Linked DNA regions of Homo sapiens: regions 1, 2, 4 and 5 are each linked to region 3. A link is a loop called in an ENCODE intact Hi-C map of the cell type or tissue named here. Cell type or tissue: A673. All regions are shown on one strand. Links, peaks and the distances in the headings refer to the core of each region. The heading gives the core; the rest is flanking DNA.

Evidence for each region. Peaks named below come from ENCODE experiments on the same cell type or tissue, not always from the same donor. Only the 100,000 strongest peaks of a DNase experiment are listed, where the experiment ranks them.
Region 1: a loop joins it to region 3, with 2.8 times the contacts of the local background. A loop is called at or near these places in 5 of 110 quality-filtered maps.
Region 2: it touches region 3 in a loop (2.6-fold over the local background); 7 of 110 quality-filtered maps call a loop at or near these places.
Region 4: it touches region 3 in a loop (18-fold over the local background); 39 of 110 quality-filtered maps call a loop at or near these places.
Region 5: a loop joins it to region 3, with 6 times the contacts of the local background. A loop is called at or near these places in 18 of 110 quality-filtered maps.

What each region holds. Positions count from the first base shown.
Region 1 is chr18:44,082,581-44,088,622 of GRCh38, reverse strand. No RefSeq gene overlaps it. Among named protein-coding and RNA genes, the nearest start is that of LINC01478, 450 kb to the left of the region's middle. In A673, for the core only: no CTCF peak of the experiment used is centred there; no DNase peak of the experiment used is centred there.
Region 2 is chr18:44,126,963-44,133,004 of GRCh38, reverse strand. No RefSeq gene overlaps it. Among named protein-coding and RNA genes, the nearest start is that of LINC01478, 400 kb to the left of the region's middle. In A673, for the core only: a CTCF peak has its summit at 2,462 (motif pointing left); a DNase peak (open chromatin) is centred at 2,444.
Region 3 is chr18:43,617,756-43,623,797 of GRCh38, reverse strand. No RefSeq gene overlaps it. Among named protein-coding and RNA genes, the nearest start is that of SYT4, 340 kb to the right of the region's middle. In A673, for the core only: a CTCF peak has its summit at 2,674 (motif pointing left); DNase peaks (open chromatin) are centred at 1,557 and 2,637; H3K27ac peaks cover 354 bases.
Region 4 is chr18:45,381,218-45,387,259 of GRCh38, reverse strand. The region is part of intron 8 of SLC14A2-AS1 (SLC14A2 antisense RNA 1); the gene reads left to right. It also overlaps a transcript of SLC14A2 not described here. Among named protein-coding and RNA genes, the nearest start is that of SLC14A2-AS1, 120 kb to the left of the region's middle. RefSeq lists a silencer at 2,706-2,755. In A673, for the core only: CTCF peaks have their summits at 780 (motif pointing right), 2,458 and 2,660 (motif pointing right); DNase peaks (open chromatin) are centred at 789 and 2,669.
Region 5 is chr18:44,323,392-44,329,433 of GRCh38, reverse strand. LINC01478 (long intergenic non-protein coding RNA 1478) reads left to right here. Exons shown (of 5, transcript NR_110792.1): 3 at 2,952-3,187; 4 at 4,006-4,282; 5 at 4,830-5,999. Among named protein-coding and RNA genes, the nearest start is that of LINC01478, 210 kb to the left of the region's middle. In A673, for the core only: a CTCF peak has its summit at 3,319 (motif pointing right); a DNase peak (open chromatin) is centred at 3,343.

The DNA.
Region 1 (6,042 bases), core at 579-5,578, 460 kb before region 3:
TATCACATCATGATTTAACTCTTCATAAATCCATCCTGTATATAATATAGCTCTAATTCAAAGAATTAACAGACTTTGCTCAAGAATACCTGACTAATGCATAGCATCATCTAGACTAGAATCTGAGGCTCTGACACACAGTCGTGACTCTTGCTTGTATGTTCTGTTTTCAGGGTCATATTTCTCCTGCCCATAGCCACCTGTGATCTGAATTACTGCCCTGGGGTTTGAACACAGCAAGCACATGATCTCTTATACAAGGACTCTGTTTGTCTATGACTTTTCAGACCCCTCTCTTCATCTACAATTTTCTTGCTTCTGTCCATCACAGCTGGAAGCAACCACATCTAACCGCTTGATGAAATCTGAACATATGAAGTGATTTCTTTTTTACAAGAGCAGACCATTATAAACAATTTAGACTTTGGGTTGGGAAGAAGAGAATACTGGGCTGTGACAAATTTAATCTCTTTTCAAATCTTCAGGTCAGGGCAAAGTCAAAGAGTTAGAAATGAAGATAGAAAAAATTCTCTCAATAATGTGGTTTCAAGGCTGCAGGGAAAGTCCTTCTCTCCACAAATGCACCTCATCACATGCATATAATCTTTTTAGCAGGGGACAAGACCCTTCCTTTTGCAAGAAAGAAAAATGACATTTTCAATCTCCCTGGGGAAGTAACACTGTGGCCAAGTGCAACATTGGCAATAATAAAAGCTAAGACCTCTATATGGTGTATTATGTATCCGATACTCTTTTAAGTACTTTACATTTATTATCACTCCTACTTATCTCAACACATCTCTGAAGTAGGTTGCATTATTATCCCCATCTTACAGATGAGAAGACAAGTAGAGAGAATAAAATGACTTGCCTAGCATCATGCAGGTAGTCAGTGCTTAAGCAGACATTCAAATCTAAGTAGTTTGGCTTTTGAAGTTTTATGATTTTTTGTTTAAACTTAAACACTACCTCTCAGCAACAGGATAAAGAAAAGGAAACATGACTCTTATCCTCGGGAAAATTGTGCTCTAAAGGAGAAAAAGGCATTTACAACAGGATGTAATGATTATGGTGGGCAGAAGGGGCTAAGTAAGCTGTGCGGTGGGTCACAGGCTTTCTGACAAGAATATTTAGATGAGGGGGTTTCAACTGATAATCAGATGCCTTGAGAGGAGATGATAAATTAAACGAGGTTTAGTGGTAGACATAGGGAGAATGAATTGTTAAGTGATAGGGCTGGCTAGAATAACATCTGTCTCCAAGATATTGCCAAGTGTCAGTTCCTTCTTTCTAAATTCATTTTTTAAATAGACATGATTTTAGAGCATTTTTAGAGCTTAGCATTTAGAGCTTATTTTTTTTTTAACAGCAAAATTAGGCAGAAAGTACAGGAAGTGTCTGTTTACCCATTCCTCAACTTCCCCTACCTACTTCCCACACCAGAGTAGAACATTTATTATAATTGATGAACACATCGTTATAACCCAAAGTCTATAGTTTATATTAGGCTTCACTATCAGTGCTGTACAATATCTGTCCTTTGATAAATGTAAGCTGACATGTATCCACCATTATAGTATCATACAGAATAGCCTCACTGCCCCCTAAATCCTCTGTGCTCCACCTGTTCATTCCTTCCCGAATTCCCTATCCGCAGGCAACCACTCATCTTTTTACCGTTTCCATTGTGCTTTTTTCAGAATGTCATATAGTTGGAGTCACAGACCATGTAACCTTTCCGGATTGGCTCCTTTTATTTAGTAATATGCATTGAAATTTCTTTTCTTTTTTTTTTTGATGGTTTAATAGCACTAAATAATATTCTTATTATTTTTAGCACTAAATAATATTCCATTGCCTGGATGTACCAAAGTTTATTTATTCATTCGACTACAAAAAGATATCTTAGTTGCTTTCAATTATGAATAAAGCAGCCCTACACATCCATGTATAGGGTCTTGTCTGGATATAAGTATTCAACACATTTGGGTAAATACCAAGAAGTTTGGTCGTTGGATCAAATGCTGAAAGTAAGTTTAGTTTTATAAGAAATTATCCCACTATTTTTCAAAGTAGCTGCACCATTTTGCAATTCCACCAGCAATAAATAGTTTCCTGTTATTCTACATCTGCATCAGCATTTGGTATTTTGTTTTGTATTTTGGCCATTCAAATAGGTATGTATCTTAGTTTGCATTTGACTTAATTTGACTTAATTTGCATTTCCTTAATGATGTATAATGTTGAACATCTTTTTATATGTTTATTATCTATCTTCTTTTGTGATGCATCTGTAATGTCTTTTTTATATATTTTAATTGTGTTCTTTTATTATTGTTGACTCGTAAGAGTTATTTGAATAACTGGATAAGAGTTCTTTGCTAAATATATATTTTACAAATATCTCCTTCCATTCTGTAGTTTTTCTTTTCATTGACTTAACAAGGTCTTTTATAAAGCAGAAATTGTAAATTTTAGTGAATTTCAGTTTATCAATTCTTTCTTTAATGGATCAAGCCTTTGGTGTTGCATCAAAAAAGCAATCACAAAGCCCAATAATTTCTTGATTTTCTCCTATGTTTCTCCTAGAAGTTGAAAGAGTTCTCCTTCTAGGAGTTTTGTAGATTTGCATTTGTCATTTAGGTGTAGGATATATTTTGAGTTAAACTTTGTGAAGTTCATAAGCTCTGTGTCTAGATTCATTTTTTTGCATATTAATGTCTAATTGTTCCAGGACCACTCATTTAAGAGACTGTCTTTTCTTTATTGTGCTGCCTTTGCTCTTTTGTTACAGATCAGTTGATTATATTTGTATGGGTCCATTTTAGGGCTCTTTATTCTGTTTGATTGATATATTTATCTATTCTTTTACCAATACTAGACTGGCTTAATTACTGTAGCTTTATTCTAAGTTTGGAAGTTGGGTAGTGTCAGTCCCCCAGCTTTGTTCTTCCCTTTCAATATTGTTTTGACTACTCTGGGTATCTGCCTTTCCACATAAACTTTAGAATCAATTTGCTGATTATCCACAGAACTACTTATTGGGATTTTATTCAAATTGATATGAACCCATAGATCAAGTTCAAAATAATTGAAATCTTGATCACGTTGAGTCTTCCTACTACTCATGAACATGGAATGTTCTTCACTTATTTAGTTCTTTCTAAATTTATTTCATCACATGTTTTTCTCATATATCTTGTACATATTTTGTTACACTTATAATTAAGTATTTCATTTTTGGGGTTCCAATTTAAATAGTGTTGTGATTCTAATTTCAGATTCCAGTTGTTCACTGCTGTGTACAGGGAAGCTACTGACTTTTCTGTATTGACATCATATCTTGCAATATTTCTAAAATCATTTATTGAGAATTTCTTTGATGTTGTTGATTCATTAGGATTTTCTACATAGGTGATTGGTTATGTAATCTGCAAACAAAGACAGTTGTTTTTTTCTTTTCTTTTTTTTTTTTTTTTTTTTTTTTTGTTGAGACAAATTCTCACTCTGTTGCCCAGGCTTGAATGCAGTGGTACAATCTCAGCTCACTGCAACCTCCACCTCCCGGGTTCAAGTGATTCTTCCGTCTCAGTCTCCCAAGTAGCTGGGCTTACAGGTGCGAGCCACCGTGCCTGGCCTAAAGACAGTTTTAATTACTACTTCCCAACCTGTATACTTTTTATTTCATTTTCTTGTCTTACTTCATTGAATAGGACTACCGGTAGCATGTTGGAAAGGAGAGATGAGAGGGAACATCCTTGTCCTGTTTTGAATCTTAATTTCTGAACTTAACTTCTAATTTCTCACCATTAATTATTATGTAAGCTGTAGGTTTTATTATAAATGCCATTTCCAAATTAAGAGAGTTTCCCTCTATTTTAGTTTGCTTAGAGTTTTTATCACAAATGAGAGTTGGATTTTGTCAAATGCTTCTACTCTATTAATATAATCTTGTAATTTTTTTCTTTAGCTTCTTGATGTGATAGATTAATTGATTTTTTAATGTTGAACCAGCATTCCATACCTAGGTTAAATTACATTATTGTGGCATATAATGGTTATACATTGCTGGACTTGCTTTGCTAATATTTTGTTGAATATTTTGGCATCTATGTTTATGAGAGACATTGCTATGTCATTTTCTTTTCTTGTAATGTCTTTTTCTGGTTTTGGTATTAGGTTAATGCTGGCCATATAGAATTAGTAGAATGTATTTCTTTTGCTTCTGTATTCTAAAGGAAATTGTCGAGAATTGGTATCATTTTTGCTTTAAATATTTGGTAGAATTTACCAGTGAACTCATTTGAGCCTTTTGCTATCTCTTTTGGAACGTTATTAATTATTGAATATTTCTCTAGGAGATACAGGCCTATTCATATTATTTCTTCTTGTGTGAATTTTAGATCAGTTCACAAAATTTGTTCATTTATCTAAGTTATCAAATTTGTGTGTGTAAGTTCTTTATAGTATTTCTTTATTATTTTTTAGTGTCCATGGGATCTATAGTAATGTCCTTTTATTTCTAGTATTAGTAATCTCTGTCTTCTATTTTTTTTAGTTAGCCTGGCTAGAATCTTATAAATTGTATTGATTGTTTCAAAGAATCAGCTTTTGGTTTTATTGATTTTCTCTTTTCTTTTGCTATCTTCTCTTTCATCGATTACTGCTCTAGATTTTATTATTTTCTTCTGCTTACTTTGGATTTAATTTGCTCTTTTTTGTTTTTTCTAGTTACCTACGATGGAAACTTAGCTGATTTATTTTTATATTTCTCTTTTTAAATATATGCATGCATTCAGTGTATAAATTTATCCTAAGTATTGCTCTCACTATATCCCATGAATGTTGATAAGTTGTGTTTTCATTTTCCTTTAGTTTATAATTTTTCAAAATTTATTTTCAGATTTCTTCTTTTACCCATGTGTTATTTAGAAAATTTATGTTTAATCTCTAAGTATATTACAGTTTTTTAACCATCTTTCTGTTATTAATCTTTAGTTTAATTTCATTGTGGCTTGAGAGCAGATATTGTATAATTTACATTAAAAAAAACTTGTTGAAGTGTGTTTTATGGCCCCAAATATGGTTCATCTTGGTGAGAATTCCAAAACCTGTCTTTTAATTGGCATATTGAAACCATTGACATTTAAAGTAATTATTGACATAGTTTAATTGAAAAGCTATTGTGAGTGTGAGGAGAATGTTAATTTTGCTGTTGTTGGATAAAGTCATTTATAGGTCTCAATTTTATCCAGTTCATTGATGGTGCTGTTAAGTTCTAGTAGGTACTTACTAATTTGCTGCCTCCTGGCTATATCTATTAGTGGTAGAGGAGTGTTCAAGTCTCTGACTGTATTAAGAGATTCATCTGTTTCTCCTTGCATTTCTATCAGTTATTTTGCTCATGTATTTTGAGACTCTGTTGTAAGGAAAATACACATCAAGAGTCCTTGTGTTTCTTTGGAGAATTAATCCCTTTATAATTTTGTAGTATTCCAGTTTTGCCCCAATAATTTTTCTTGAAGTTTGTTCTGTCTACAATTAATATAATCATTTCAGCTTTTTTATTAATGTCAGCATGCTATTTCTATTCCTGTCCCTTAACCTTTAATGTATTTGTTTGTTTATTTAAAGTGGATTTATTCTAAGCAGCTTATAGTTGGATTGTATTTTGACCCACTATGATAATCCCTGCCTGCTCATTGGTGTACTAAGACCATTGATATTTAAATTGATTATTCAAATAATAGGATTAATGTCTACCATATTTGTTACTGTTTTCTGGTCATTGCCCTTGTCCTTCTTATTTTTGTCTTCCACTCTTTTTCTGCTTTTTGTAGTTTTCATTGAGCATTTTATATAATTCTACTTTCTCTCCTTTTTTAGCATTTTGATTATAATTTTAAAAATGTTTTTAGTGGTTACCCTAGAGTTTTTAATATACATTTAATTTAAAAATAGTCTAAGTCTACTTTCAAATAACACTACACTGCTTCACAGGTAGTTCAAGTACCTTATGAAAATAAAATATTTCTAATTCTT
Region 2 (6,042 bases), core at 565-5,564, 510 kb before region 3:
GGTCTTAGGAATGTTCAAGTTTTTTTTTCTTCTATTTTATATATTTGCCTTTAACTTTGTTTATGTGTATTTTACTATACAAATGTTTAAATTTTAAGTGTAGTAATATTTTTACTTTTTTTTTTTTTTTTTTCCTGCAGATGGAGTTTCGCTCTTGTTGCCCAGGCTGGAGTGCAATGGTGCGATCTCGGGTCACTGTAACCTCCACCTCCCGAGTTCAAGCAATTCTCCTGCCTCAGCCTCCCAAGTAGCTGGAATTACAGGCATGTGCCACCATGGCTGGCTAAGTTTTTTGTATTTAGTAGAGATGCGGTTTCACCATTTTAGTCAGGCTGGTCGCAAACTCCTGACCTCAGGTGATCCACCCCCATCGGCCTCCCAAAGTGCTGGGATTACAGGCGTGCACCACCGTGTCCAGCCTATTTTTACTTTTTATGGCTTCTGATTTCGTGTTTTAGAAAAACCTTTGTTTTGCAAGATTATAAAAAAATTCTAATTTTTTATTCTCATAACTTTAGAGTTTTAAATATATACACATTCATAATCTACTTGGGATGGCTCTTATGTCAATGTGAGAAAACAATCTAATTTAATTTTGACCTCTTTCCCTCCTTCATGTATCCAAATGAATAAAACCCCTTTTCCCCCACAGAGTGCATGAAGCACTATTATTACTACAGCAGTTTGGGAAATACTCTCCAAGCCTCCAGTAATTCATATTTGGGGCTCTGATCCATGAATATTCTTCATAAATGGCCATGTATCCATGAAAATAGTTCAGGTTTTTCATTCAGTTTTCTACAAATGTCTATTAAAACTCTGGGAAACATACATTTTAAAAACCAAAATCCATGGTTCAAACATACAATTATTCTATAACTGTCTCCACAAACTTGCCTCCCAGTGAAGACTATGGAAACTCCTCTTCCCCACCTAAATAGCCTTTAAATCTTGAGAGGTTTCTTTTCATTTAAGTTCACTTAAACAGAAACTTATTTAATCTCCACAGAAGTATTAATACTTTAAGTCAGGGTTTATTATACATTAAATAACTGAATAGAAGAAGGCTTTCATGTTCCCAGCAATAATTAGCAGAGTCAGTCTTTAACCACAAGCTATCTACCTGCTCCCCCATCTCTCTACCTGTCTGTGCTTATTTCACTGACCACACAGCTTGCATATCTGTAAAAATGTAGGTTCTTTGTGTTGATTGGTTCTGTGATTCTTAACTTTTGTCCAAGGTGAATGCAAATACTTTCAATCAATGTAATCAATGTTTACAGTCCATATTAACTAGTTTGGATTAGCAAGAATGATCATATATAACAATTGGAAATAAGAAACATTATATGTATGTATCATTTATATAGTCATAGATAAATATTCAGTTCCAACCACAGGTCCACAAGTTCCATGAAACTGCATATGTAAATTTCTTTCTGAATAACTTTTTAGTAACTGTAAAATTTTCCATTCCAGTATGCACAAAAATTGATTTATTTGAGTAGAGTTAGAGAAAAAGGAAACTAGTTGTGGTTAATAGGGAAGGAAGATAAAGCAAACGTCAAAAATAAAACTTTTACAAAAGCTTTGCCAAAGCTGAAGGAAGATGAGAAAAATAAATTTAGTTCTTAGACGAGTTCTCTGTGACTAGTTTTTGTGAGAAGAGAAATAATTGAACCAAATCAAAGGAAATAATAGAGGGAGCCTTGCAGGGCTGAAGTTAGGACTCACTGAGAACTTGAGGGACAAGAGTGAATTACTCTCCAGTCATAAAACAAAAAGCTGCTGAGGATAAGGCAAACAAACATGCCTCATATCTTCATCAGTAAGTGTTTATCTTCAATAAGTACAAAAAGTTATATGGACCTTTTTCAAATTGTAGGGAAATCATAAAAAGCTTCTAATGCATCAAGATATAATAGTTGGAAATGTATAGTACTCCACCCACTATTCTTTGTAAAAGATATTTAAAATTGTTGACCTTTTCTTACTTTATATATATTTTTATGTATTACTAAGCTGTTTTATTATTTTGCTGTTGGGAAGATTGATTTATTTACAAAGGTTTTCCGTAGGTTAACCATACATATTGTCTCTCTTAATCCTATTTTCCCCAGAAGACTTTAAATTCTTTAATGTCAAATTGTCTTGCCATGGTGGCTGTCAGAAATCTGACCCCTAGAGTTGGGGGGAGCCTCTTTCGAATCTAGTTCCAAGTGGTATCTTACGAGGGAATAGAGAAAAATGAGACTGGAAAAATAGGCTGGAGCAAGTCCATGTGCCAATTGTATCTTCTTACCCTTTAACATATAATTAGACCTGGCAGGCATATGGCAAATGCTTTTTCTGTGTACTTTATGCACACAATACTCAAAACCATTTCCAAATTTCTGGTCCCTCCTTTCTGGCCCACCAGTGGTCCGTGTTCTGTGAGTGTCCTGTGTAATTCTGACCCCTAGTGGCTGAGGAGGCTAGACCTAAGACACATTTCAATCAACATTTTTCGTAAGATGTCATGCACTAAACTGCTAACCTATTTAATTTTCTTTTTAATTTTTGCATCTAAATCTGACTTGAAGTCAGCTCCATCCCCCCACTGTTTCCTGATTCAGTGTACCTCTTAATCTATCTATCATGCAATAGACAACCATGAAATCCAAAGCTGCTTTTATTCCTGGTTGATAGGAATGGGATGTAAGGTTTAATGAGAGGGAGAATGGTATAGGTCTTATACCCAATCAAAAGGTCATCCTCCTTTATAGGAGACTGAAAATAAAAACTACACTATGAAACCAAAAGTCCAACTTGTGTCAGATATATTTCCCAAGATTTTCCAATTTGAGCTCAGGGAAAACTATTATTTTCACTGGATCAATTCATGGTAATTACACTTTGTATCTAGAAACCTTCTGTCAAAATCCAAATATTTCACAGGGTTGCATTAATATCTAATACCAAGTAAGTACCTAATAACACTAATAACACCTTAAGATAGTTGATGGAGTAGATTAAAATGATTAAGCCAGAGACTGGAAAAAAATGCACATAGACTGGGTCATTTTGAAAGCAGGATACTGACAATGGTATAATCTGGACTATGAAGTAAAATAGCATGCCTAACACTAAGATGTCATTGTGGATGGTAACTGTATGTTCACACACAGAAAAATGTGTATTGCCTTCCATCTTTACAGGCTTTTGTGGTGAGGAAAGCAGGGATTGTCACCCCATTTTGCGGTTACATAAAATAAGGCACAGATAGGCTATTCATCTTATCTAAAGTTACAGTGCTAGTTTATGGAAGAGTTTAAAATTAAGTGCATGTTTTTTTATCATAAAAGGAACTTTTTTTTTTTATTCACACTAGACATATGGGAGGACCACTTCTGCGAGGTCCTTTGGTAAGTCACCTTATTCTAAGAGGACATACGGCAGTTGAGAGAGTAGGAAAAGGGGCAGAAGACAGAACAGTAAAATGAGGAAGCATGACATGAATTTAATTATGTCATCATTTTTCTAATAGAGAGCCAACTAGATCACACAGAACTAAAAAGCAAATGTGGCATTTTCTGGGAGAACTGAGACTGTGAGTGTTACCAGTTAATAAAATAGGGTTCAGGAGTGGAATTTGAGTCTCTGGTTGGACTTTATCATTATCAATATATTTTTGAGTCCTTCATTATTTTAGGCACTGTGATAGATAATAAAATTATGATAAAATTGATAATAATATTTTATTGAGCACTTAGTATCTGTTTCAAATAATTTATGCCATGTAACCTCATGGTAAACCTGGGAGGTATGTATTATTATTAAATTCTTTAATGTCAAATTTTCCTGCCACAGACAATTTGGCATTAAAGAACTTAATTAAAGACATTAATTTACATTTTTACTTATGGAAAGTTAATCTTTAAGTTTCTTTCCATAAGTAAAAAGACTGAGGCTTGTAAATGTCAACTAAGTTGTCCAAAGTCTTAACCTTATACACAGCAATCACTCTAACCTCCATATCCCTTGGGCTTAACTGTAAAGACAAATGCATGAATAAGACAGGCAACTCCTGCCTCCTTCTAGGAGCTTTTAGGGCACACACATGAAGTACAAACTTGTCCAAGTACCCTTGCAAAATATTCAGAAATAAAGTAAATGCAAGATAAAAATAAAGACCCAGAGTAAAGTTAGCTTGAATTTCAATGTGTAATAAAATTAGACCATTAACAATCAAATTATATAAAAGGAGCTATTTCATGTCAAGTAAATCACTAAGTCAAATTATTTTTGGTTAGTTTTTTAAAGGAACGGGTGCAGAGAGACTATTTAAGAGTTTTTTTTTAAATCATCCATATGAGATATGTGGAGGATTTCCTTATCCTGTGACTTTCTCACTCAGATGTATGCTTGCATGGAAAAGTCACTGGGGCAGGAAATTATCTGCCTATGACTACTCTAGTGGGTGGGGCATGGAAAGAGATTTTCATCATGATCCCTTTATGTAAAAGGAGAAGGAGGAGCAATTGAGGACCATTTAAAGAAAAGAAGAAGGAAATTTTAAAAATAAAACAAGAAGAGAAGAATCTACTGTGATTATTTTTCATTAGTTTAAGTGACTGGATATGGGGACTATTAAACAAACAAACAAAATAGAATGTAAATTAATCAGCTATTTCTAACTCATGCTGATTGAATATTAAACTTTCACTCAGGGTTCTATCAAGGCTTCAGCATCTGAGAGTGAAATCATATAGGATTTTCTATCCTTGAGCAGGACACAGCACCAGTTTGACATCCTGGTCTTCATGAAAGTTCCTGGTTTCTTTATGCTTTTTAATTTGGCAATATTAACTGTTTTCTAAATTAGGTGTATCTTACCTCTAATAAGATTAGAGCGTTAGGAAACTCTTGGATGCCATTTACAGATTTATAATAATGTAACCCCTCAATGGAGTGGTTCCTAAGCAGTTCTGAAAGTCAAAGATGCAATCAAAATTAGATATTTAAATTAATTTAACATCTTGAACTTCATATTCATGATTCATGTTGAATATGTTTCTTAATTACTTGGAGCCTTCATCTCCTCATTTGTTAACTAGAATGAGTTGCTTCAGCAGGGTCTTTGTGAAGAATAAATGAAATACACATGTGAAAAATACATAGTGACCCAATACTAGTAAACTGGTGTCTATTATGTGTGCTTCCTTTCATCTACTTTGCAGGATCCTAAGCTATGAAGTACTGTTGGCCTCATGCTGAAAATCTGCTGACTGATACTGGTTATTTGTGTTTGTCTGTTTGTTGCTATTGCATACAGGCTTTTTTATAATTTTATTGACATCCACGTTGCTACTGGTTTTTCATTTCCCCACATTTCTTATTTGTGTATATGTCCATTCAGTCTTTCTTTTCTGTTTGATTAGCCACTTCTAATCTTCTGAAGGTCAGAGAAACAAGTCATAACCTTGTTAGAACTGCTTTTGAAATAATGAGTCCTAAACTTTAAAAGGAGGTTTGCGTGCATCTGTGGACTTTAGTGGGTGGGCTCTGGGGCACCTATTTTGGTCACCAATGATTTTAGCTAATTTTTTTTTTTTCTTTTGAGACAGAGTCTCGCTCTGCCACCCAGGCTGGAGTGTGGTGGCGTGATCTTGGCTCAATGCAAGCTCCATCTCCTGGGTTCACGCCATTCTCCTGCCTCGGCCTCCCGAGTATCTGGGACTGCAGGCGCCCGCCACCAGGCCCGGCTAATTTTTTATATTTTTAGTGGAGACGGGGTTTCACCATGTTAGCCAGGATGGTCTTGATCTCCTGACCTCGTGATCCGCCCACCTAGGCCTCCCAAAGTGCTGGGATTACAGGCGTGAGCCACCGCACCCGGCTAATGTTAGCTAATTTTTATCAGACTTCTTTCTTGTGCCATAGCTGTGCTAGAAAAGTTTTATTTTATTTTTTTACTTTTCTTTACACATTTCTAGAGGGCAGAAACTACGTCTTGTAAATCTTTGTTTCCCCAGTGCCAAGCAAAGTTGTTACATAAAAGGC
Region 3 (6,042 bases), core at 611-5,610:
ATTCTTCCACAAGCTTGTTTGAACTATAGCTTGTGAGACAAACCTATTGCTTCTCATGTGAAAAATCTAAAAGGTGAGGAATATTCTGGCCATTTTGCAGTCTCCTGAAGAAGAAACTAACCAAGGGAAAAAAGCGAGAGAGAGCAAAATAGAGCAAGGGAGCGAGGGCATCAACCATGTGCTTTCTGTCCTATTGGTCCACAATAGCCCTGATTACTTAATTTATTCTGTCATGTCTATTAGCTTTTTTAAAATTTACTGAATTTTTTTAAAAAAACTTTCCTTGGTTAAGCTTCTTTGAGTTTTTGTCACTTGCTCTCAAAAGAATTCTAAGACATCACTCAAATATGATTGAGATATTTATTGCAATTCTGTCATCTTCCTAATGTCATTCTCTTATCTTTTCCTGTCATGTGATAACTAGAATGTCACTAATTTGAAAGGAATGTTTCCTAGATTTTCTATTTTTATAATAATAATAATAGTAATAAATAATAAAAGAACATTGGAAGCAATGAATTTCCCTCCGGGTACAAGTTTGGTTTACTTCACAGGTCCTGTCTTTATTTTTAATATTCCCTATCTAGAATGTATGAGTGCTTATTCTTGTTTTATTTAGATATTAAAGTTTTAATTCAACATAGACAGCATGACTTATAATTTTGTAAATGCTTATTATATTTTCCATGAATCAAAAATTATTAGTAGGCTGATGATCATAGGGTGATAGAGCTGTAGGGTGATGATTTTAGTATATATCCATTAAATATGTTGTGAACTTGCTACTATTGCCTTCTATTGATGAGGACAGTTTTTTGAGAAACTTTGATGCGATAGAATGTTAAGTGCTTATCATTACTTTCTTTAGAATATTTTCCTTTTATATTATATATAGTTATAGTATTTAGTTGTTTGGATGACAAAAATTTATTTTCTTTTCAAATTTCAATGAAGATACCTTATTTTATAATCAGAAAATGAAATATTACAAAGATAATCTATCTTTATTATCTTTATATGCTATTCATATAAATAGGCTGAATAACATCTTACTCGTTGTGTCCTACAATTTGCTTTGTCTGCCTGACATTTATTAGCTGTGTAGGTACAAGTGATTTAACCTCACTGGATCTCAATTTCCTCATCTGTAAGGCATGAATATTAATATGAACTTCATATGATCTGTTTAGGAGTACAAAATGAGGATGTTTCAGTCTGAAGATAAGGTCAATTCAAGAAATAGGAAAGCTTGAAATTTACAGGAATGTTTAATTTTCTGTCATTTTTCTATAGTTCTAAACACAATGCTTTCTCAACCACAAATGCCCAAAGATCAAGAGCGAGCAGAGCACATTATTTCATTGCTCCTGACACAGCTGGATAGGAAACATATCTAAAGTTAAGACCAATAAAATTTACATTCCTCGAACCCTTCATTCTCTAAAATTTGTTCCACCTTCCTGACTTTCAGAGTCACAACATCCTTGTCTGTTTGATGGGCTTAATAGCTCTCCGGGTAGGTTTCATGTGAAAGATTTAATCTTTGACAGACTCAAAGTGGGTGCTCAGTGAATTGTGGAAGTGGTTATGTCTTGCGGGCCAAGTGCATGTAGGGCATGAGGCTGTTGAATGTCTTGGGCAGAATATTGAGCATAACTCAGAAGCCTCTTTCTCTTTCTAGGTCTGTTCCAAACAGAGGTGTATGATCTTGGGGGATATTACTTAATACTTCCAATACTTTGTATCTTCCTCTAATACATTTTTATCAGAATTCTTTCCTGACCACCTCATCTGGTTTTATGAAGACCAAAGGGTACAATGGATGTGACTGAGCTTTGTACTTGCCTACTTTATACTCCATGGTATTGTACTTTGAACACTCCAAGTTTCTTAGCTTGGGAATTGAGACTTTTAATGGTCTGGTCTCCTCTTATTCTGACTAAATTTATTTTATATCCCACCTGAAATCTTTGCCCCAGTCATACTAAGTTACCTGAGATTCCCCTAAGTCACCATTTTTTGCAAAATGGGGTCCCCTGCAGGGAATATTCCCTCCTATGACCTCTCTCTCCCATCTCTCTGTTGGACTTACTGTTTTTGGAAACTTAGGCCCCAACCCTCATGTCATCTCATGCTGAAAAAATATTGAATTTTCCAAGGATGGACTGATATCATTTACCAAATTCTCTTGCCCTTAATTATCTTTGTATTTATTTGTATCTCTCAGAAGTATGTGAGTATGGTTTCCCAGAGTCTACCCTGGAATAAACTGCACAAACTTAAAATTGCATTAGCTTTGTTGAGTAGATAAAATAGCAAACCGTGTAGATACTCAAATATTATTTTAATGATTATAAATAATCATTTCAAATATAAATTTTGAGTAGGTGAGTGGGTAGAGTAAATAGTCTTCGTGGAGCAGGACAATGCAATAATAGATATTTTTTAAAAGTTTAAAAAATTTTTAATTACTGAAAACATATAAGGTGTCATCGGGTAAAAGAATCATATATGATAAGAATGATGTTTTGAGCTGGCAAACTTTTAAAGAAGCTCTTTATTTTCTAAAGCATTCCTTTGCAAAGGAGAAGGGTCAAAGATACCACGCCTCTGTTTCCTGACAATTGCTGGGGCTAGGAAAATCTTTCTTTTGACTCTACTGCCATCTGTTGTTCAAAGAAGTAATCACATTTCTATTATTTTTCAGTGTGACATTAGATCACCTCACCTGCACATCAAAAATGCTAACTTTTGGCCCTACCCCAAAATCTGTTGGGTATGGGCCTGTGGTCTTGCATTTTCAACAAGCTGTCCAGTAAGAAAGGAACATACTGGGCAAAGAACTTAATGTATGCATCCATCGTTAGTGTGTACAAGGCTCTGCACTAAGTAGGGGCTGAGTTTCCTATTATTTAAATGAAAGCACTATCACAGATTTATTCTTGACTCATTGATGCTAGTCTTTTGCTTTCTCTTGAGCCATCCCTACTAGCAGACCAATCCTCACTACCAAGCCCCAACTTGGGTGGAAAAGAATAAATTTTAAACCTCACATCACTTTTTGTTGTATTTTATTTTGTTTTTGCTGGGTTCATTCAAAGATGTATCTATCTCATTAATATGCTAATTTTACTTTTACTTATCCAAGTCTGTGGAAACCATGGGGTAGGAGAAAACCAGTGTTCATTTATTTTTCTCCCATCAATGTTTTCACTTCAAATACTTCTTTCTCTGTTTCTAACATTTTACCTTCATTAAAGACTCAGTCCTTTGAAATAAAGTTTCTGCTTCACCAAAATAAGCAAATAAGCATTGGAGTGGTGACATATTAAAGTTTTAAGTCATTAACATTTACTAGGCCAGGCGCGGTGGCTCACGCCTGTAATCCCAGCACTTTGGGAGGCTGAGGCGGGCGGATCACCTAAGGTCAGGAGTTCCAGACCAGCCTGGCCAACATGGTAAAACTCCGTCTCTACTAAACATAAAAAAAATTAGCCAGGTGTGGGGGCAGGTGCCTGTCATCCCAGCTACTCGCGAGGCTGAGGCAGGAGAATTGCTTGAACCTGGGAGGCGGAGGTTGCAGTGAGCCGAGATCGTGCCATTGCACTCCAGCCTGGGGGACAAGAGCGAGACTTCATCTCAAAAACAAACAAACAACAAACAAACATTTACCATGAAGTTTCTAAATGAACTTTTCTATACCTTGGTAAAGAGAGATTGGAGCACTAAGACCATGGAATTATAGGGTGGATAAATCTATGTTTGGAGGAAGGAGTGAGTAAAGACACATGGATACAGTTCAGGAAAGGCAATATTTCACTGTGTGTGTGAGGGAAGGACTGTGATATCTGGAGCAGCATTAAAATGTCAATCATCAGGAGCTAGAATGATATTTAAGAATGGTTAGAAAATAGGCATATGTCAATCTTTGCATTGTGTAGTTTTGTCCAAAGCTGGCTCTGAATATCACAAGGACATATTCTATGCCTTAACTTTAGGATGCTCCAAATTCTAAACCTGCTCATCATAATTCCGGTGATCTCATTAAAGCTCATGTTCATTCTCTATCCACAAATCTTAAAAAAATAGCTGTGATAATAAATAGCTATTATATCATTTTCTAGTCAATTATTAATGATATGTAGAAAATTAGAGAATTGTGCCTGTTGATAAGCATCCAATTCTGGTTGAACTCAATTTTTATCTGTATCAGAGAGAGCTGAGCTGATATAGCTAAAAATTGAGATATATGTGTGTGTGTGTGTGTGTGTGTGTGTATATATAAATATATATATATCAGCTATATATATAGTTGTTATAGCTAAAAATATAATTATTTATACTGTGAATTTATTATACTTTTCTATTTTACTGGTTATATATATTATATATCGCCTATGTATATATATCAGCTATGTGTATATATATATCAGTTATGTATATATATATCAGCTGTGTGTGTGTATATATATGGTCAGTTTATTCTCTTTGAAGGCAGACACACTTAACTTCTTGCATGAATATAGCTTTAACTATTTTATCACTATTTATCATGTTAGTATGCTACAAGTTTCTGGTAGAAAAGCTCTATCAAGCTAAGAGAGCATTATATGGAAAGATTATTGAATTTTATTAAATGACTTTTTTCAGCATAAACTAAAATGATGACGTTTGTCTTTTTAAATTGGTTAATATTTAAAAAATTATTTTATTATTGGCTTAGAATAAACTTACAATATTTTATTTTGAATTTATGTTATGTTTATAGGTGAGATTGGCCTTCTTTCTGTATATTTGTACATATAAATGTGTGTGATTGTGCATATAGAAATGCTTGTACCCTGATAATATTTTGTTTTGATGCTGATGCTACTGCAAACTGATAGGTTATGTTGTGAAATATTCTGTTTCATTATGTTTTGGAACAGTGTATTTAACATATCTGCATCATCTGTTTCTTAATTAGTATAATTTTTTCATCATACTTTCAGTGGCTGGTGTGTTTTCTAGAGTAGATCTTTGTTTATATTTCAAATTACTTCTTTTTTTTTGCTGTAGAAAATTTTATTTCTAAGGCTTTCAAAATAGATTCATGAGGTACAAAATGTTGCATTCCATTCTTTATAAAGTGATTTGATTTGACCATCCTCCCTGGTGAAATAGTCTATCTTTATCATTCTTGTGGGTCCCTGTTGGGTCTTGAGTAATCAAAGCTAGTTACAATGCCTTGGCTGGTGGTCCTCTCTGATCATTAGCCTTCTCCCCAAGCAGGCTGCATCTCATTGTGCATTTGTTCTTTTTCCATTGTGACTTTAGGTTTGAGGGTCGTTGTTGTTTTCTTTTATATATATATATATATATATATATATATATATATACACATATATATATACATTTTAATTATACTTTAAGTTCTAGGGTACATGTGCACAACATGCAGGTTTGTTACATATGTATACATGTGCCATGTTGGTGTGCTGCACCCATTAACTCATCATTTACATTAGGTATATCTCCTAATGCTGTCCCTCTCCCCTCCCCCAACCCCACAACAGTCCCCAGTGTGTGATGTTCCCCTTCCTGTGTCCAAGTGTTCTCATTGTTCAGTTCCCACCTATGAGTGAGAACATGTGGTGTTTGGTTTTACGTCCTTGTGATAGTTTGCTCAGAATGATGGTTTCCAGCTTCCCCTACAAAGGACGTGAACTCATCCTTTTTTATGGCTGCATGTTATTCCGTGGTGTATATGTGCCACATTTTCTTAATCCAGTCTATCATTTTTGGATATTTGGGTTGGTTCCAAGTCTTTGCTATTGTGAATAGTGCCACAATAAACATGTGTGTGCATATGTCTTTATAGCAGCATGATTTATAATCCTTTGGGTATATACCCAGTAATGGGATGGCTGGGTCAAATGGTATTTCTAGTTCTAGATCCCTGAGGAATCGCCACACTGTCGTCCACAATGGTTGAACTACTTTACAGTCTCACCAACAGTATAAAAGTGTTCTCTTTCTCCATATCCTCTCCAGCACCTGTTG
Region 4 (6,042 bases), core at 378-5,377, 1.8 Mb before region 3:
CTGTAGCAGAACCTTGCCTATTTTGACTGATATAAGTAGCATACCCTTTTAAGACAGAAAAAAGAGATGGCCATACATGGTTGTAACATACAGAAGTTGTAAGGGAGATACAGCAAAATTCTTATGGAGAGAGATTTCCACAATGAGTAGAATATCTGTGAGGGCCCAATGGAAGTAGTAGCAACTGGGCTGAGCCCAGTTTAGAGAAAAAGAGTAACTCAGAAAAGAATACTCCAGAAACAGTTTAAGCCAAGGTCTAGAGGGAGATAAAGTTAATATTCACAGAGTGTCATAGTGAGTAATTCAGACTGAATCACAATTATTCTAATAATAACAAGCTGCCATTTACTGCCTGTGCTCACCATGTGCCTGGTTATGTGCTAAGTGGTTTACACAAATCATCAACATCATCTTCACAACAGCCCTGGGAGGTAGATACTATCAGCATCTCAATTCTACAGTTGAGGAAACTGAGTCTTTTGGAGGTTAATCAACAGTTTGAGGTCCCACAGCCAGTTGGCACTACTGCAGAGGCTCAAATTCCGGCCTGGCCCCAAAGTCTATGCTCTCAACCATGATGTTCTTCTAATTCTGAAAGCAGGGAACTTAGCAGCTGTTGAGTGGAGGAGGAGTCTGCGCTATGTGTTAGCAGGACTCAGTTAATCTGCTAATGCTGGTCTGCCCACAGCCATGGGGCAGGAAGCAAATCTTTTCGGGATGGTACCCAGCCAGGTAGCCATAGTGGAGAACAGAGAGAATCCAGGTACAGAGGGAATGCTTGGGTCCATTAGGGGGCGCCGTGTGCCTTCAGACTACAAGCTTATGGCTGGCTTTGGTTTTGCAAGACCCTCCTGCGGTCTTTGAGTTCTAGAAGATACTGCAGAAATCAGAGTTCCAGCTCCCAAAAAGCCACAAAAACTGAGTTCTTGTACTGGCCTGGCCTTCCCTATCTATGGGTTTTAGAAATGAAATTTCCATGAGACATTTGACCCTTCAGTTTGGGTTTTAAAGCCAGCCAGAAGTAGATTCCAGGTGCAATTTTTGAACCAACTCCAGCTAGACAGATGTAGCTTCTCATCTGGGACTCCTCACTTACCCCAGAATAACTCACCACCATCACTTTCACCTCCATAACTTGGCTTATGCTCTTCTCTCTGCTGATTTGAATCATCCTTGTTCGTCAAACATAGCCCTCGTCTCTGAACCCCACAGCATCTCTTATTTCTGGCCCAAACAACCTTCAAATAGACCCTAAGCTCCTGTGGGCAGTCATTGTGTTTTCTGCTTCACCCACACCCACAGTCCTTAACCCTACCCTGGGGACATGGTGGGGGCTCAGTGAAAGCTTCAGCTGCTTCAAGCCCACTTTATTTCCATCTTTTCTGATGCTATCAACTGACTTAGGTTCTTTCTCTTACTTTTCTATATAACCCCTGGAATACCCTAACATCTGTATTGCCTCATCTGATCCCCTATTCTTTCAAACCGTGTACTTTGAAGGTTTTCAAGTCAGTCCTAATCAATGTCAGTCCAATTTAAATAATACAATAATAATTTTATAGCTGAGACATCTTGAGCAAGTCACTTACACCTCAGTTCTTTCATTTGCAGAATAGGAAGATAGTGGTGGCAACCATGTACTATAATGGGAGAATTAATGAGATATAAAATATTCAGCACCTGACATATATTGAATATTATACGGGTCTTACTAATCTCCTACTCTCCCTCTATTGTGTTTTCAATCCTCTCTAGAAACAACCTGGTTTCTCCTCACTTACTAAATCCATCTCCTCTCTCCTCTGCTCAGTTCTACTTTCTGCTGATTTGAATCCCGTGTCTCAGACCCTGGGAAGAAGGGCTGAGATGTGTTTCTTAGGAAGATTTTGACCCAGAGGGAAACACCTTGCTGTGGAGCTTGCAGCAGCCCAACTCCCTTAGTGTGGGGTCCTGTGATTCCTGCACACTCGAAAGCGTTATCAACCTGCAGGGAATTTGGTAGTGCTAATCAAACATTTGCTGCACGCCACCTGGAAGTGGTGTGTACTTTAAGATAATGTCTGGCTTCGGATTGGATGCTGGTGATTAGAGCAGTAAATCAGCCCCACTTCGCGGTTGCAGGTTTTCTTGGCCCACTTAGTGCATTGGAGCAGATTTCAGTGTGCAGATGTTTTTCAGCTTCCCTTTTCATCTCTGAGGAGGACAATTACAATATCCTGATGTTCTCCCGACATCCAACTATCCCATTTTGTTTCTGCGTTTTAGCTCATCGATGATAAAAGGCAGGAGAAGCTTAAAAGCTCCCTGTTCATCTTTACTTGAAGGTGCCATCATGCTGGAAAGCTGTGTATGGTTTGCAGCTGAGTGGGACCTTGGTTAAGGTCTCACTGAAGTCATAGAGGAACTTTCACATAATTGACAGCAATTGGCTATTTGGATTTACACTCACTTCCCATCTCCCCACAACAATCACACATACACATACCCTCCTGGGTCCTCAGTTTTTTTGTGGCTTTCCACTTGCAACATGAGATGCAAGACAGGTCACCACTGTGGGGGCAATGCGAGGGCAGCCCCTGGACAGCTGGGGGTTGTCGGGGGGAGAGGCACTGAATACCTTTTGGTTGGGGGCGGGGGTAGTTGGCTACATACCATCCAGCAGAGGGCAGCAGTGCCTAACATTAGATCATAAATCCCTTCCTTTACTCAGATTCAGGCTAAGGCAGGTTGGGGGTGACTCAGGGGTGTCCCCTGCAGCCCTAAGAAATTGAGAAATATTTCCCTTATGAGGTGGGTGGGCTTATTCCTACTGAGAAACAAAGAAAATCTTAGAGCCAGGAAGCTCTTTAGGGAGCAAAGTTCTGACCTTTTCATTTTACAGCAAGAGAATTTGTTCATGGATTCCCAGACTGGTCCAGGGAGGGTGCTTTCCACAATGCCATGCTGCTATTCACTTTGAAGGTGAAATCACCAACTGCGGGAGGTGAGCCCAGTTCATAGTAACCAGAGGAGAGGGTCTGTGTGGCCCCCTCACTTGTTCTCACTCCTCCTTTTAATGCAGTGGGTTAGGTCCTAGTGGTTTAAGAGAAAGCACAAAGACTTCTAGTCCTAGCTCTCTCATTTTCACACATATGCCATTTACCTCCAATCTCTATTTTCCTGTGTAGTGCCTATGCTAGCATGTCTTGCATCTAAAAGCAACTCTTTTCCCCTCTGCCCAACCCAGGGACCTTCCTTGACTCTCTAAACTTGTTCATTTTCTGGGGATTTATCCTTGATATTGGTCTTTCTCTTCAAATCCATCCTGAAAATGAATTTCAGATTAACCTCACTCATCCTTCTCACCTCACATCACTGTCAGGGGCTTCTTGGGGGTGCAGGGAAGAGAAAGGAGGGAACCAATGCATTCAGAAGTGGAGGAAATAAAGAAGCCCAGGCAAGCAGAGCCCAGGGCAGCCATGCAAGGTTATTTTTCAGATTGCTCTCCTAGCACATGCCACTGGGATGGTGGTTTAGAAACTGACACATGGAACAACTTGGGGCAAGATTAAGCCTGGGTGGCAGGTCTAATTGGATCCAGAGCATCATGAGGATATGAACACCTGGAGGCCTGTGAGGGGAACCCCAGGAGACAAGGGAGAAGTAGAGAAGGGAAGGGAGGGGAGAGCCTAACACATGTAAATATTGCCTACATGAAAATGTTGAGGGCTATCAGAAAACCTGTAGACAAGACTTTGTACTGGTGAGTGGTTGCTCTGGGTAATCTCTAAGACCATCTAAACAGCCTCTGGGATTCTATGGGCTGAGTGGGTTACTCTGGATAATCTCTAAGACCATCTAAACTCAGCCTTTGGGATTCTATGAGCTTGGTGGAATTCTGAAATGCCTTAGGCTGAAGGAGATTCCATAGGGTCACTAAGTTTCCCACCTGGAGCTGAGCTGTTTTAGTATACAGTAGGCCAGTTGCTTCCATTTTCTGCGCATCACTGAATAGAATCTCCCTGGTGCTTCTGGGAGCTGAATGGGATTATGGGAAAAGCACTGTATTTGAATCAGGAGACCTAGGTCTTGGTCCTGCTTTTCTCGCTAACCCATTCTGTGATCTTGGGAAAGTCATTTTTCTTCTCTGGTTTTTAGTTTGCTTTTCTGTCAAATATAACAGTTGAAATACCTCAGGGCAGGCAAATGTGCAGCACAAATGAAGCCAAGCAGTCTGTTCCCATAGCACATATTGCTGTTAGATGGCAACATTCTTTCCCACTGAACAACACTTAGAATCCTTCTCAACACTGCATTGGAGACAACCAATATCAACCAAATAGAGCTTTTCTTCGAGATTAAAACTACTTACTATTGTTGGACTAGATAATTTTAAACTTGACTTGCAGTTCTAAAGTAAACTCTTCCTCTCCCATATACTGCCCATGAATGGCATGGTCATAGAAAAAAGGGATATCTACAGCTGTTTTCAAAAGAGCTACGTGAAGTAAAAAAGAGACATCTGAAGACATTGGTGTCAATTAGAAGTATTTAGCAAGTGCCTACCAAGTGTCTAGAAGTTTTCTAAGTTCTTTATAGAGAGATTCAGCCTAAGATACAGCTATTTCAGGGACTAATAACAATAGCCTTAAACTCACTTTGATTCATAAGGGCATAGAATTCTTTTCTATAATTCAGGATAGGAAATCCCTTATTCTCCAGGTAACAAAAGTGGGGTGGAGAAAGTTAAGTACTACAGAAGAGTCAGAGAGACATAACCTGGTGGCTAAATGTATTGCAGACCAAGTCATGGAGACTAATGCTAACATACAGGCCTATTTTGCATGAAGTCTTCCCCTATATTTTCAAACAGAATAAAATCCCATTGTCCTTGACCCCCATTATACTGCTCAATAGATTCTGCCATGTACTAACTTTCTGTAAAAGTCTAAGCTCTGTGAAACTAGAGCTTATATTAAGTTCCTCCCTATATGTATTCCCAACATCTAGCACAAGTATTTGTATGGTAAACACACCTGATAGCAATAACTTAAGCATACTCTGAGAATGACCCTATATGGCAGATGCACTGAATGTGTGTATTCAGAGTTCAGAGCTAGAGAATCTGGGAGTGGCCAACCATAAATCCATCCCTTGTCTATGAGTATCATCTGAGCCCCTGGCCTATCCTGTAGAACACAATTGTACAGGAGATTGAGGCCCTGAATATTGGGTTGAATGAAGGTTGCCAGGTAGAAGCTGTTAGGGGGAGGGTGCTAAGCGGAAATGTTATATAAACTGCATGTTTTTTGCAAGCAGTTGTAGTTTTTCAGCCCAGCCCATTGTCCCTGGGTGGTGCAGTTCTCCTGTCCAGCCTGCTACCACTGGACTGCATGTAAAATGGTTCTCCTGTCCAGCCCGCTGCCACTGGACTCTCGCTCCTGCCTGTATGTCCCCCACAAAACCCCATGTCTCATTTGCAGGCTGTGGATCTCTTATTTGGCCTCTCAAACCTGGTGCCACTCACCACCCTGTTCCCCTGCCCCCCAACCCCCGGAGTTGAAGGAGGTTTGGTACAACAAAAAAGTGTTATTCCCAAATGTTACTTGAATTAAGATACAAATTTTGTTCCCAGTCAGTCTATTCCTATGAGGAGCTTATAGTCCATATAATTGGATCAACAAAAACTATGCCCAAGACATCAGCAGAAGAAAGAAAGAAAATATGGACTTAAGTGTAAAAGTCCTCAACTGGCTGAGGTCAGGATCTAGAAGCAAAGGAACTGTGTCAAACCCAGTCCTGTGTCTTTGTGGTTTATGCAGTTTGGGGTGACTGTGGTGAAAAGACCACAGAAAATAAGTTCAAGAGGTCGTCCCTTCTCTGATCCTTAATTTGCTCAACTATAAAATAAGAGGTTTGGTCAAAGATATGTTTGTTTTCCAAATCTAATATCCCATGATGTTTTAATTCAGAGTCTGTAATTATTTATTAACCAAATATAAGCCAGTCATCACTATCAGACTGCATTGTGTGAGATGGTGGATTCAGACTTGCCAGATTCTG
Region 5 (6,042 bases), core at 374-5,373, 710 kb before region 3:
TTCCCAGCACCATTTATTAAATAGGGAATCCTTTACCCCATTTCTTGTTTTTGTCAGGTTTATCAAAGATCAGAGGTTGTAGATATGCGGCATTATTTCTGAGGGCTCTGTTCTGTTCCATTGGTCTATATCTCTGTTTTGGTACCAGTACCATGCATGCACATTTCAATCATGGTAAATTACTGAGGTTTGAATCTGGCTTGATGTAAAGATGTGAACTCCTTGGTTGCAGAAACTGCATTTATTTTTCAATACTATGGACTTGTTTACCCAGTAGTCAGTGGAATACCTGGCACATGGTTAAGTAAATACATGTTGAATAAATAATTTTCTTTTGAAAGAAAGTTGATTAATGTAAGAGTTTAATGTATCACTGCCTCCAGAATGGGACAGGCTTTGATTCATTCACCAACAGGGTGGGACATAAACAGAAGTATAGCTATATTCATATTAAAAGGCATCACTCTAATGTTATGGCCATGTTCATTGACTGTTTCCATTCTACCCCCATCCAACTCCCAGAAAAAAGAAACAAAAGAACAGATCAGCTTGGATTCTATTACAGTGCTGATGGTAACAGCATCTGTGTAACCTACCTAATAGGTTGGTGCAAAAGTAATTGTGATTTTGCCATTTTAATGGCAAATTTTAAAAACTGCAATTACTTTTGCACCAACATAATAGTATGCCAGAACTTTTCTTCATGTTTGCTGAGTTTGCTTTCCCTTGAGCTTGTAACAAGTATTGTTTTCTGCAACATTTTATTAGAACTTGATTTCACATGGACTGTGGACAGATACATCCATACTTATTTCAATCAGCTTATAAACTATTATTTTTTAAAATAAAGACATAGACCTAGATTCATATTCTTTCATTTTCATTTGGGGCACTAACTATTATAATATCCCTTTTGAGTATATCAAGTAATTTTAAAGCTTTACTTCCATGTACTAATATATTTTTAAAAATCTCTTTAAGTAGTATCTATTGCCCTTAGGGCCATTTAATGTCAAATTTTAATTTTTTGATAATCATTCTCTTATGTAATTTTTGAGATAGAAGCTGTGATATTATTTGGGGAGCTGGGAGCAATTTGGGGCTTGTTATAGGCATTTTTCCTCAATAAATTATTGAAAGGAGACTAAGGAAAAAATTATGATTATTATAAAATAGCTGATTACATGATAATAAACAAGGAAGTCATCTGGTTATCTTTGTTTTTCCTTCAGACAGTGCTTCAGATTTCTATAGATACAAACATCTAGGTGATTGTATGAAATTGTCACCATTTCCAAAATATTTTCTCAAAAATATATGATGCAGGTTCAATCAAGCCTATGATGATAGGCTTCATTTGTGTGGGTGTGATTAGGGAGGGAGAAAATATCAAAGTACAAAGTAGAACATTTCTGAATAGAGCTACACATGCTTCGATTAGAAAAATCCCAAGATTTTTGTACCATCTTCACATTCCCAATAATTCCGTTTCTACAGACTCCTGTAAAAGGAAGAAATTGGTTGGCATCTCTGCAAGCCCCTCCTAGCCAGAGCAGTCAAGAAAATGCCATACAATGTGTCCCCTTGTTTATTCTACTCAACATGTGCAGATCTTTGTATTTTTGTCTTTTATTAACTTGGCTTTTTGATAATATGGTCATGCACCACAAAACAATGTTTTGTTAAATGATAGACCTCATAGATGACAACAGTGGCCCTATAAGATTGTAATAGAGCTGAAAAAGTTCTATTGCCTAGTGACATCATAGCATAATTACTTTATTTTAAAAATAAATTTAGTGTAGCCTCGATGTACAGTGTTTATAAAGTCTATATTAGTCTCCAATAATATCCAGGGCTTCACATTCACTCACCTCTCCCTCATTGACTCATCCAGATCAACGTCCAGTCCTGCAAGCTCCATTTATGGTAAGTGTCCTATCCAGTTGTGCCATTTAAACATTGTTTTGACCATATCTTTGTCCTACCTTTCCTGTTTAGTTACACAAATATTTATCATTGTGTTATAATTACCTACAATATTTAGTACAGTAACATGCTGTATAGGTTTGTAGCTTAGGAGCAATAGACCACACCCTCTAGGTTTCTGTAAATATCCTCCATGATGTTTGTGAAATAATAAAATTCTGTAAAAATGCATTTCTCAGAATGTATGCTATCATTAAGCAACATGTGACTGTATATGGTAACGGGACACACTTATAAATAAAAGAGATAAAATGGTTAAAATCTTGAGTAGCCTTTCAGAACAAACTGCTGAGAGAAAAATACATTGTGCATTGTGTGTTTGTAAATTTCCAAAGGAAATATATCACGAGGACAAATTGATAGAAGTGATCAAAGTTTTTTGAAAGCGTAACTGGATTGGTGTATAAAGGAATATGTATGATTTGAATTAATTATTTAACGAAATGGATACATGTGAAAAAGACGACGGCTTTTTTTTTTTTTTGCCTTTCTCTGAAGGACAACTGTTGCAGATGCTCTTAGATTTTACATACAACATGGAAAAACTTAAATCATCTTTAATTCTTGGGTGCAATATTTACAAACAGTAATAGCTCATATTTATATCACTCAAAGGTTTGCAAACCTTTTTTCTACATAGTTATTACCTTTATCCATATTGGTATATGGTGGGCAGATGAGAATTTGTCTTTTTTTACTTAAGGGAAATTAGCTCTGAGAGATTAAATAGTTAATGGGGCAATATAGGAACCTGGCCCCCTGAGCCCCTGTGCAAGGGTTTGCCTCCTATTCACCACACATCTTTTGGGCTCTGGGAGCGAATGCTTCTTATGGCACCATCTTGAGCAAATAATTTCAGTTTTTCTGTTTTTTTTTTTTCTTCATTGCCCCCATATCAGATGGATGATGTTGCAAGAATTCTTGGAGATTTACACATAATTTCTGTGTTTTCTGTTTTGCAGAAGAAAGAGACATTATACAAATGCAAGCTGTTGTCACAACAATGATAAGAAATCAGGAGTCGAAAGATGTGGAGTAAGGGGGAATTTCAGAGAAACCACAAAACACAAAATAGGAAACAGAGACAGGAGAAGATTGCTATGACAAAATTGCAGAAGGTGAAATCTTTGGCAGCCTCTTATTTCTCTGGAGAATATGATATTGTCAGGCTGAGGTGGAAGAATCACATGGTCATACTGTAAGTGCTATGGTTCCAAGTGGTAATGTTATTGATCAATTTTCAACCTGAGATTTGTAATGATAATCCCCACAAGTTGCTTGAGATCCTTAACAGTGAGGTTTTTAGTGAGTTTAACCAACTGTCAGTGCTTGAAAACTCGCCTACAGGGGGCAGCACAAATACAAGTAAACTTAGGGGTAAAGCATGAAATGCATCCAGATTCACAATTGTTTCAGGATCTGCTTGCAACTGAAGCACTGTCTGCACAAGATTCGGCTGAGGGAATATATATAAAACAGAATGTTCCTGTATGATGTTAGTTTTAAAGGTAGATTTTTGGCAGTGGGAGGGTTAGCATTAACATTCATAATGTCACCTGTTATATATGTGTTATTTTTACATTTTAATATTTTAGAATACAGAAATGAATATGCTAATATCATTTTGAAGAGACAATGCCCGTATATATATCACTTGGAATTGTTAGAAATTGGTTGAGAATAAAACATGATCCCTTCTTATGAACTTGGAATTGTTAGAAATTGGATAAAAATTAGAGATGATCCCTTCTTATGACTTCAGCCTAGGAGTACATTGTAGAAAGCCAGGACCAAATCTGACACACTGAAACTTTGATTCCTGATTTTCAAAAAAGAAAAAATACTAGGTGAGGTAAACTGGCTTAACAAGAAGTTATGAATCCAGAACCTGGATGTCAGATATAGATGATCTAGGCTGAGGTGCCTATTCTCTGCCCTTTGCCCTATCCTAAAACTGTATGGATGGAAATGAGCCCACCTTTTGCTCTGAACTGGTGCATTCCTTCCTCACTGCAGGTTGAAGAGGTCTTGAAACATTGGGCTTTCCTCTACAAGCGGAAGGATAGCACTGGCAGCCATCCACTGGCCCAGCAATATCCTGGATTGAGACGATATCATTTGCATTACTTGCTGAATGAAACATAGTGAAAATGACTGCAGATAACCTCAACTAAGTCCAAGATATCATTTTCAAATCTGGACCAGCCCTTGCCATCTAGACTGAACAGAGATTCCAGTTTCCAGGAGAGTAGATGGAGTAATGATAAAAGCACCTCCCAAAACTTTTGCCTTGGTAGGTTTTAGATTCAGGAGATATCCGGGTTTCCATTCCCTTCAGATTTTCAATGACAGTGACTTCCAGTTCCCCACAAATTTCCCTTGATTTCCTGACCATAGAGCCACATATTCATGTTCTTTCCATCCATATATTAATACATGGGTATAAGTCAAGGTATAGGACTTCAAGCACTTTGCATGGATGCCCAGTCCATCTCACTGACTGTGTATTCTCAAAGCTTACCACTGGGCCTTAAGCCCTTTATTGAATGTAAAGCATTCAATAAAGAGTTTAAGGGCTCTTTTCTTTATTTCTGCCACATCCAGAATGCTTGGTTTAGTTAGGATCTGAAGAGGAATTGTATTTAAACATCTCATTTAGACCCTTCTAAGGAAAATACCAAGAAAAGAAGGTTGTGATCTTTTTCTTGGTAGTTTCATAATAGAAAGTCTTAAGAACAGTTACAGTTGTTGAAATCCACCCTGTCTCTGATTCATTGAATTGGAGATAGCTATCCAACTACTAGTTGTCCTTTCTCACTAACTCTCTTAATTATTTCTAGGTACTACAGAGTGGCACATAACTAAACATTATCAAGGAATTTTACAGCCCTAGGCCTTCTATTACTGTGTATTACAGTCTGCTGTAATCATTCTAATGGTCTAAGATGTTGCAAGTAATTTACTCACGGCCTGAACACCAGAAGTGCCAAAATTGCCTGGGAGTTTTATTCTGCATCCAACCAGTACCAGGAAGGAGGATGTATTACTTCTCGTTTCTCTACAAGTGTCAGTGCAAATCCAGCCATCAAACAAAACTTAGACCTAAAAGCTTTTAGATTACAGCGATTATTGCAGATTTTACATGAGATAAAAATGTAATTGCTCCATTTCCTTTATTCTTTCTTTCATTTTCTTCCCTCTCACTGTATATTTTAGATTGTCCTGCTTGACTGCCAGGTCAGACCCAGCACACAAAGATATCTGTCATAAGACTGGGGAGCTGCAGTGTTCTTTTTCATAAGAAATGAAATGCTTGAAATTTCTCTTCCAAATGAATCACAAAACTTCCATGGTCATTTTCATTTTAAATTATTTTATGTCTATGTAAACTCATGCATTGCCTATAACGGAATAATATTCCCAGCCATGTGGATAGTGACAGAGAATGAGCTGAAGGCAGCAATACTTCACAGGCAAAGTGGTACATGCATTTTTTTTTCATCTTGCTTTTTTCCTTTTCCATATTCACTCATCCTTTTAAATTCTTTGAATCTACTTTTTCCTCCCTCGCTCCCTTCCTATCCTCCATCTCTATCTTTGTCATTTATTAATTCTTTTTCTTCTTTTTCTCCAGACTTGGATATTTCTCTATCCTCTCATCATTCTCTTTCATACACATTCTCTGACTTGTAGGTCCTAAGATTCTCATATTCTAAAATTAACCCTCTGCTTAACAGGGTATGTTTATAAACCATTGGACTGAGGAGGAATTGCCCAAGTTATCAAAGACATCCTATCAGGAATGTCAGCCTTTTACTCTCATTCATGCTCAGAGAAACAGTGCTGCAGGGATTATAGCCTGGAATATGGCAGAACCAGATTTTAAATTTGTTTGCCCTTTGCCTCCTAATATCCATTTTCCCCTAAGTTTAACTGGGCATATTTCCCAGTTTGCCTTGCAAATGTGTTGCCATATGACTGCACTTTGTCTAATAAAATGAAACTGAGTATGTTTTGTGTAGTTTCTGGGAAGAGTCCTTAAATAGAGAAGGA